Regions from separate parts of the Homo sapiens genome. Here region 2 is linked to region 1. The links are chromatin contacts, found by Hi-C or POLR2A ChIA-PET in ENCODE. All regions are on one chromosome and are shown on one strand. Each heading gives the region's core, a stretch centred on a gene start or an enhancer-like site at or near the end of the contact. The rest is flanking DNA. Distances are from core to core; before and after follow the strand shown. Region 1 overlaps CRTC1 (CREB regulated transcription coactivator 1). Region 2 holds the start of UBA52 (ubiquitin A-52 residue ribosomal protein fusion product 1).

Region 1 (4,697 bases), core at 1,201-3,700:
GGAGGGCATGGGGACTAGAATAGTGAAGAGGGAACAGGGCCCCAGCCCGAGCGCATTGAGGCTGCATTCTGACTCCCACACCTGGGCCCTGGGCCCTGGGCCCGCGGGGCTCTGCCACTGGACAGAGGGCACCAGAGAAGGCCCAGAAAACACAGCCGATTCGGAGGAGCCCTCTTCATTGTCTCCAGATAGACAGGGCCAGGCAGGCGGCATCCACACGCACCTGCGCAGAACCAGAAAGCTGAAGGTCAGCGCTGGGGCTGCAGGTACCCCTGCCCCGCATAGAAGCCACCATCTCCCAGCCCCTGCTTTTCCCCTCACATCTCTTCACGGCCACCAGAGCACATGGCCCCCTTCCCGCTGGAGGGTCCTTGGCAGGTCCCCAGCGCCCGCCCGGGAGCTGCGCACCTCCAGCAGGCACCCAGTCTAAACAAGCACAAGGAAACACACAACATACGTGGAAGCTGGAGCCGGCGCTGGCCAGAGCGGCCCGGTAATGCCTGACATGTGTTGGGTTGTTTGTGAACCTGCCGCCCAAGCAGCTCGCCTGGCAGGGGCTTTGCTTTCTGGACGCCTTTTAAATCAAGCCGAGCTGCCGGCCCCTGGCACACACGAAGGTGGCCCCCTCCCTCCTCGCAAGCCCACCCGCCAGTCAGAACGTGAGCTCCCTCAGGAAGGAAGACAGAGGCCTTCGCGGCCGAGGAGACAGTACCCCGCTTGGCTCCATCTACATTTCCCATATCCCTGGCTGCTTTCCAGAGTGCAGGAGGAGGGCAGGCCCTGGCTCCTCCTTCCTGGCCCAGCTTTGAGGCCGGGCGGGCCCTGACACCTGGCCCGCCCTCCCCTGGCAGCTCTCCCTGCCCGCTCCAGACTTCCCCTCCAGCTGGCTCTGTGCCTGTTCCCAAAGGTGAGCCAGGTTGCCAAAAGGAATTCAACAGCAAGGCTCCCGTCCGCCCTCCTGGGCCAACTGGCCTCTCCAGGGGTGGCCGAGAGCTCACTTTGCAGCCAGTGGAAGATTAAAAACTCCCTTGTATTCAGGGCAGACATTAGAGACTGGCAGCCCAAGGGCCAAATCCAGCCCATGGTATGTTTCGTGTGGGCCCACAGTTGTGCATCTGTAATACAGCCACACGCCACATCTTGACGTTTCTGACAACAGCAAACCACATAATCGGCAGTGGCCCCATCAGAGTATAATGCTGTGTCTTACTGCTCCTTTTCTAGGCTTAGACACACAAGTCCTTACCATTGTGCTACAGTTGCCTACTGTTTTTAATTTTTTTTTTCTTTTTTTTGAGACAAAGTCTCACTCTGTCACCCAGGCTGGAGTGCAGTGGTGTGATCTCGGCTCACTGCAACCTTCGCCTCCCAGTCCCAAGCGATTCTCCTACGTCAACCTCCCGAGTAGCTGGGAGTACAGGCGCCCACCACCACGCCTGGCTAATTTTTGTATTTTTAGTAGATACGGGGTTTCACCACATTGGCCAGGCCAATCTCAAACTCCTGCCCTCAGGTGATCCGCCTGCCTCAGCCTCCCAAAGTGCTGGGATTACAGGCGTGAGCCACTGTGCCTGGCCGACGGTATTCAGGACGGTCACCCTGTACAGGTTTGTAGCCTGGGAACAAGGGCCCTACCGTCTGGCCGAGGTGTGCAGAGGCTCTGCCATCCAGGTTTGTGTAAGTTGCCCTGTGATCCTCATGCACAGCCATGAAATCGCCGGACAACGCGTTTTTTCAGAAGTCACCCCCATTGTTAAGTGATGCTTGACTGTACTTAGAATCAACATTGAAAAACCAGGGGAATGCCCGTAGAACACCAGATTTCTGGCTGCTCTTGAAGAATCAGACAGCCCAGTGGCCATGGCCGATGTCTTGCACCTCGAGACGGGCCACAGTGCTCTGGTTTGCCTCAGGCCCCACCCGCCCCTGTCGTCCCACATCCATACCCTCACACGCTCCTGACGTTTGCCCCTACTTTGTACCGAGCCCGACCTCTGCTTCTGACCTGGGCACTGAGCATCTCTCGGCCTGCTGGACGCACGAAGTGGCGGACACTCAGGAGAAGATGAGGGAGTGGCCCAGGGTCGTGACTCTGAGTGTGCTCTGAGCAGGCTTCCCCCACATCCTCCCGTCCAGGCCTCTGTTGATGCCTCCCTGGACGCCAGGGCCTGCAAAGGGCGCTTGCTGCCTGGGGAGCAGTCAACAGCACCAGGCTTCCTCCCACAGTGCGCAGCCAAGCAGAGCTGCCAGGGCATCCGAGGGGAAGTGCAGGCGTGACCGAGCTCGCCCCGGTGAGCAGCTGCCCTGGGCACGGACAAGGCTGTCATCTCCCCTCGGCGCTTGTCGGGTGTGTTCCCATGGGCCCACGCACCCGCCGTCTCATCTGCCGGAACAAGGTTAATCTGGTGCCCAGATCTCCTGGGGTGAGTCAGGCGGCTTCACCCCCGCCTTGACTGCAGGCCAGATGCTCTTCAGAGACTGCTCCTGACCTCACCAGGGCCTCACTTTGAACCGGAGAGGGCGGCTGTTATCGTCGCCATCTCACCAACCAGGGAACCAAGTCTCCAGAGTGGATGGGGGTCAGGCCAGGCTCGCAGGGGTCCTCCTGCCATCGAGGGGCCTGTTGCCTGCCTGGCATGGTGCCCACAATAACCCAGCCAGCCCCAGCTACTGCCATGTTGAACTTGACCTCACCCAGCTTCATCACTGCAGCAGAATCCAAGGATTGGGTTGCTCAGTGCAAGGGCCTTCGGGGCCGGGGTGAGGGAAGGGGTGATGAGGCGGCTCCTGGCAGGACCTCCAGCAGGAATGATGTGTCAGACCCCAGGGCAGAGAGGGGGAAGGATGTTAAGGAGTGACATTCTTTAGTTCAGACAGCCTGATGGGTGGCACTGCAGCTTGGGGAATGCACCAGGTCTGGGGAGGAGGAAGTGGCTGTGGGACATAGGGGATAGCAGGTGCTCAGGTCTGGGGGCCAAGAGAAGCAGCTGCAGGAATGGGCACATTCACTGAAGGAGGGCAAGATCCACGAGGTGGTGGGCAAAACCACAGCATTGGGCAGGGCCTGCTGGCTTGAAGCTAACCACAACCCAAGCCATTTTCAGCCAAAAAAAACCATTTATTGTCTCCTGAAAGTGGGAAGCAGGCTCAGATGCTGCCTCTCCCCTGCAGCCCTTCAGCTGGCTCCTCACCTCGCCACAGGATGCCCCACACACGGCTTCAGACAGCCCTTCCTGGAATTCCATCCAAAGCCCCTGGGAAGGCTCTCATTGGGCCAGCCTGGTTACATGCCCATCTGGGGGCCAATCTTATGCTCCAGAGATGGGGATGTGCTGGTTGGCTGGCTGTGAGACACCCCCTTCCTGGAAGGAAGGAGAACAGACTCTGCAGGACTGTGGGACCCTCGGGTCAGGAATCAGGGCCTTCGGGGGGTGCCCAGGTTTGGCAGTTGGGACATGTCCATGGGCTTCTGTCTGAGCAGTTGAGCTATTCCCATGCAGTGTGACTGTGGGTGTGTAAGCAGCCCTTTCTCAGTGATCAGTCTCACACCTGCTCTCCCTCCCTCCTACTTCCTCTCTAGGAATGAGCACACCTGGCTCCTCTCCACAGCACCGCCCAGCTGGCGTCAGCCCCCTGTCCCTGAGCACAGAGGCAAGGCGTCAGCAGGCATCGCCCACCCTGTCCCCGCTGTCACCCATCACTCAGGTGCGAGGGCAAGGTGGGGGGCAGGTGGGAGGGGGAAAGGGAAAGGTGGAGGCCTGGCTCTACCTCTTAGAAGGCCTCCTGTTCCTTCCAGGAGGCCACAAAACCTTGAGAATGCTCCCAACACTTTTAGTTTTTATTATCAAATTTTCAAGCCGGGTGCCGTAGCTCATGCCTGTAATCCCAGCACTTTGGGAGGCTGAGGCGGGTGGATCAGTTGAGGTCAGGAGTTCGAGACCAGCCTGGCCAACATGGTGAAACCTCGTCTCTACAAAAAATACAAAAATTAGCTGGGCATGGTGGTGTGCGCCTGTGGTCCCAGCTACTAGGGAGGCTAAGATGAGAGGATCACTTGAGCCCAGGGGGTGGAGGCTGCAGTGAGCCATGATCACACCACTGCACTCTACCCTGGGAGACAGAGTGAGACTCTGTTTCAAAAAAAAAGAAAAAACTCAAGAGGTTAGCTTTTGATTTTTCAATTTGCTGTATTTGCTTGTCTACTTTTTTGGGTAGTTTGTATGTGTCTAGGAATTTGTCCATTTCGTCTTTGCTATCCAACTTGATGGCAGAAAATTTTTCATAATACTCTTTTGTAATCCTTTTTTTTTTTTTTTAAGACGAAGTTTTGCTCTGTAGCCCAGGCTGGAGTGCAGTGGCATGATCTCGGCTCACGGCAACCTTGCTTCCTGGGTTCAAGCCATTCACCTGCCTCAGCCTTCCAAGTAGCTGGGACTACAGGCATGTGCTACCATGCCTGGCTAATTTTTTTTTTTTTTTTTTTTTTGGTATTTTTAGTAGAGATGGGGTTTCACCATGCTGGCCAGGCTGGTCTCGAACTCCTGACTTCAAGTGATCTGCCTCCTTTGGCCTCCAAAAGTGCTGGGATTACAGATGTGAGCCACCGCGCCTGACCGTAATCCCTTTTTTAAAAAAATTTTTGAGACAGAGTCTCGCTCTGTCACCCAGGGTGGAGTGCAGTGGCGTGATCTTGGTTC
Region 2 (4,697 bases), core at 1,914-4,413, 190 kb before region 1:
CCCTGCCTTGTTCTGTCATCCAGGGCTCCTTTGCTGCCCCGTTCTGTCACCCAGGGCTCCTAGGGGGACAAGGCTCTCTCCCGAGGGGTGTGGAATTCCTGGGGGGGTCTTTAATTCTGGCTCCTTCCTTCCTCAGAACATCTCTATTCTGCAAGACCCCTCTGCCATGCCAGGGCACGCCCATTCCAGCTGGAGTCGTGGGGCTGGGCACAGGGGAATTTTTCCAGAGCTGAGCCTGACGTCTGCTCTGAAGAATGCTTAGAAGGTTCCCAGACACCAGAGCCAGATGTCCCCCACCACCGGTCAGGACCTCCTTGAGGTGCACAAGCACGGTCTCCTCTGAGTTCACCCCAGCCCACCCCCGCACCCACTAATTCTGCTTTTCCTGCCCCTTGCTCCGTAAAAGTATCAAATACTTTCTCCTTGGTATCTCAAGGAGGTTTCTGAGATAGGTAGAAGTCTTGAGACGGAGGCTGGCCATCCATTCAGCCCTGAGCGTGCTGAGTTCTGTGTTTCTCTGAATAGAGGTGTGGAACCTGAGGGGCCAGCAGGCCTCTCTGAAGGCCTCCATGGAGCAAACGGAGCCACCTCGGGAAAGAGTTTAATGGAATATTTTTGTACCCGATGTTTACAGATGCTGTTGGGAAGTTATCAATAAAAAGACACCATTACTAAAAAGGGAAAAGTACACCTAGCTGTGGCTTCTTCAGTCCTTAAGCCAAGCAACCCAAAAGGAGGGCAAGTGCTGGATGTGGGGCTGGGGGCCCTGCTGGAGGGAGGTGCAGACAATCAGGCACTACAGGGCTAGAAAGAGATGTGGCCCTTTTTTGGAACCCCCCCTGGTGGGAGCTATAACAACCCAAGTTCCCGTCACCAGCTAGGTCTTCCCTCACGCTGCTGTCACTGCTCACAATACTAGTGTTCCCATCCTCATTTCATAATTCCTTCTCCAGATCTCAGCCTTCCTCCAGATAGGGGAGCCACACTAGATCCATTCCCCATCAGACACACTCCCAGGGTTACCTCATCTTCTGAGTACTTAGAAATTATGTTGTTATGACCGGGCTTGGTGGCTCATGCCTGTAATCCCAGCACTTTGGGAGGCCGAGGTGGGTGGATCACCTGAGGTCAGGAGTTCGAGACCAGCCTGGCCAACATGGTGAAACCCCATCTCTACCAAAAATATAAAAATTAGCTGGGTGTGGTGGTGTACACCTGTAATCCCAGCTACTTGGGAGGCTGAGGCAGAATTGCTTGAATCCAGGAGGCAGAGGTTGCAGTGAGCCAAGATCGCACCACTGCACTCTAGCCTGGGCAAAAAGACCAAAACTGTTGTCTCAAAAAAGAAAAGGAAATTAGGTTCTTAAAGGCATCTTCCCAGACGTGAGAGTGTCTGCTTTTGCCTGGTATAGTAGTGCCTGCAAATGTTCAAGGAAATAAACAGGTACCCCTGTTAAGCCTATAGGTAACTTCTCATTGCTCCCCATCTTCTCTGTACTCAGCACTTTTTTTTTTTGTTTTGTTTTTGAGACAGCACCTCTCTGTTGCCCAGGCTGGAGTGCAGTGGCTGAATCATGGGTCACTGCAATCTCAAACCTATGGGTTCAGGCAATCCTCCTGCCTCCGAAGTAGCTGGGACTGCAGGTGCGCACCACCACACCTGGATAGTTCAAAATAAAACTTTTTTTTGTAGAGACAGGGTCTCACTATGTCTTCCAGGCTGGTCGTGAATTCCTGACCTCAAGTAATCCTCCCTCTTTGACCTTCCAAAGTGCTGGGATTACAAGTGTGAACCACTGCACCCGCCGTGGCACTTTTTTTTTTTTTTTTTTTTTTTGAGATGGAGTCTCACTCTGTCACCCAGGCTGGGTGCAGTGGCGTGAACTCAGCTCACTGCAACCTCCACCTCCCGGATTCAAGCGATTCTCCTGCCTCAGCCTCCTGAGTAGCTGGGATTACAGGCACCCGCCACCACACCTGAAAAATTTTTGTAATTTTTTTTTTCTTTTTTGAGACGGAGTTTTGCTCTTGTTGCCCAGGCTGTAGTGCAATGGCACTCTCTCGGCTAATTGCAACCTCTGCCTCCCGGGTTCAAGCGATTCTCCTGCCTCAGCCTCCTGAGTAGCTGGGATTACAGGCATGCGCCACCACGCCCAGCTAATTTTGTATTTTTAGTAGAGATGCGGTTTCTCCATGTTGGTCAGGCTCGTCTCGAACTCCCGACCTCAGGTGATCCGCACATCTCGGCCTCCCAAAGTGCAGGCGTGAGTCACCGGACCCAGGTCCCGCCCTGGCACTTTTTAACCACCCACAAATCTGGATCCTACACTGAAAAGAGACACTGCAGTGGCTCACGTCTGTAATCCCAGCACTTTGGGAGGCCAAGGCGGGCGGATCACCTGAGGTCGCGAGTTTGAGACCAGCCTGACCAACATGGAGAAACCCCGTCTCTACTAAAAATACAAAAGTGGCCAGGCATGGTGTCGCACACTTGTAATCGCAGCTACTCGGGAGGCTGAGGCAGGAGAATTGCTTGAACCCAGGAGGCGGAGGTTGCGGTGAGCCGAGATCGCGCCATTGCACTACAGCCTGGGCAACGAGAGCGAAACTCCGTCTCAAAAAAAAAAAAAAAAAAAATCCTGAGTCCCGCTTGACACCTTTTGTCAGGCACCACCACCTTTCTGGGCGAATGCGGTAGTACCGTCTGCTCTCCCTGCTGCTGTCCTGAAATCCATTCAGGCACAGCGGCCGAGAGCTTTATAATAACCGATTCCAGGTGTTAGGTGCTTTCCCAGCCCCGACTCCTGCGTCCTGGACCCGCAGTCCTCTGCTTAATACCTTTGCTTTATTAGAAAACATTCTCCTCTACTCCGTTCAGCTATTCGCTGAGGGCCCGCCAACCGCCAGCGGTTGTCAGTGGCCTAGAGGCAGCGGACGCAAACACGGGGAGAGGTGCAATCGTCTCAAGTGACTCGGCGGGCGGGGCCCACAACCGGAAGCGGGTGGGCGACCTTCACCCACGTGCGCTGCGGCTTCGTTCGCCAGCATCCAAGATGGCGGCAGGGCGGGGCCCAAGGCGCGGCGCGAATTGTGACGCAGGCGTCCGGCGTGCTCCGTGCGCAAGCGCTTTCGGCGGCGATTAGGTGGTTTCCGGTTCCGCTATCTTCTTTTTCTTCAGCGAGGCGGCCGAGCTGGTTGGTGGCGGCGGTCGTGCGGGTTCGCGCCGGGCCGAGAGCGGGTTGGGGGCTGCGGGAGGCTGCAGGGGCCTGGGCGGCAGAAGAGGCGGCCCTGAGCTGGCTCATGCGGGCCAGTCTCGGCAGGGTGGCTGGGCAGGGCTCGCGAGGCCACGGCTCGGAGCCCAGACCGGGGCCCAGGAGGCGAGCGCCGTTTTGGAGAGGAGCCTGCCTGCTCTGCCTGCCAGCGTGACCCCACGAGGCCTCGGGCGGGAAGAGGTCCTCGGGGCAGATCCGAGTTAATGAGAGAGGGGTATTGAGCGTGTAGCGTTAACTCTGCCAGTCACTGCGTCAGTCGCTTTGGAAATACTAAATTTCTCGAGCTGAGTCTTCATACCTGGCTCCATTACTACGTCTGTAAGGAGGAGCTGGTGGTAGTGTCTGCTTTTTAGACTTTTCTTTAGACTATTTGTATTTTTTTCAGATGGAGTCTTGCTCTGTCGCCTAAGCTGGAGTTCAGTGGTGCGGTCTCGGCTCACTGCAATCTCCACCTCCCGGGCTCGAGCGATTCTTCTGCCTCAGCCTCCCGAGTAGCTGGGATTATAGGCGCCTGCCACCACGCCCAGTTGATTTTTGTAGTTTTAGTAGAGACGGAGTTTCACCATGTTAGCCAGGCTCATCTTGAACTCTTGACCTCAAATGATCCGTCTGCCTCGGCCTTCCAAAGTGCTGGGATTACAGGCATGAGCCCCTGCGCCCGGTCGATTCTTTGTCTTTTTAAGTCAACTTTTATATGTGAACAATGCTTGGCAGGTGGTTGGTAGATACTAAGTGATGTTCGTGGTTTGGGGTCAAGGCAAGAAGTGGGGTCTGGAGAGTTTTGGTGTAATTGAGAAGGAAGCTAAGAGTGTTGGGTGCTCCAGCTTGGAGTTAGAGAGGAGAGAGGCTGCGACAGGAAGGCATGTGTGTTGTAGGGGATGGCTTCCCATCCAGGCTGGCAGCAGGAGCAGCCTGTGCAGATCAGGACCTGGCTGCCGTGGAAGAGGGTGGGACCGCCTTCAGGGAAGATGGATCTAGCAAGATGATGCCAAAGGGTACTTATTCCATCAGGAGATACTGACGAGTCCTTCCGCCGCTAAACCTAAGGAGAATAACCACAGTCTGTGTTCCTGAAGAGCACCCGTGCGGTCAGGAGGGTGGAGGACATGTGGTCTTTAGTTCCAGGACATGTTTAGACTACAGGCCAGGGTGTGTGAGAAGCCTAGCAGGGCCAGGCTTGGAGGAGTGAAAGGAAGACAGGTACTGGGGCAGGACCAGTTGGACTTGGTGCAGGCAAAGGGATAGCAACTGTGGTGTAGGCACCTGAGCTTGTGCTACTCAGGCATGCATTGCTCACCAGTCTATCCTGCCTCCCTTCCTCCTGCAGACGCAAACATGCAGATCTTTGTGAAGACCCTCACTGGCAAAACCATCACCCTTGAGGTCGAGCCCAGTGACACCATTGAGAATGTCAAAGCCAAAATT

What was found. Hi-C counts contacts between places; a loop is a spot of excess contacts on that map. ChIA-PET counts read pairs that join two places held with the same protein, here RNA polymerase II (POLR2A). Pooled maps may share reads with other maps.
Region 2: a loop to region 1 is called in a pooled map, with 2.1 times the contacts of the local background. The contact joins the promoter of UBA52 here to the enhancer-like site in region 1. A Hi-C loop is called at or near these places in 1 of 168 maps with a recorded cell type or tissue (IMR-90) and 3 of 50 pooled maps. POLR2A ChIA-PET finds 5 or more read pairs at or near these places in 4 of 52 experiments (A673, AG04450, GM12878 and 1 more).

What each region holds. Positions count from the first base shown.
Region 1 is chr19:18,761,824-18,766,520 of GRCh38, forward strand. CRTC1 (CREB regulated transcription coactivator 1) reads left to right here. Exons shown (of 14, transcript NM_015321.3): 9 at 3,581-3,705. Among named protein-coding and RNA genes, the nearest start is that of COMP, 27 kb to the right of the region's middle. Within about 2 kb of position 2,451, at least 11 of the 41 ENCODE cell types and tissues checked have a DNase peak (open chromatin) inside an H3K27ac peak, as active enhancers do.
Region 2 is chr19:18,568,694-18,573,390 of GRCh38, forward strand. It overlaps UBA52 (ubiquitin A-52 residue ribosomal protein fusion product 1), which reads left to right and starts at 3,164. Exons shown (of 5, transcript NM_001033930.3): 1 at 3,164-3,216; 2 at 4,600-4,697. The coding sequence starts at 4,608. It overlaps KXD1 (KxDL motif containing 1), which reads left to right. Exons shown (of 5, transcript NM_024069.4): 5 at 1-685. RefSeq lists enhancers at 2,498-3,174, 2,545-2,664, 2,875-3,214, 3,853-4,529.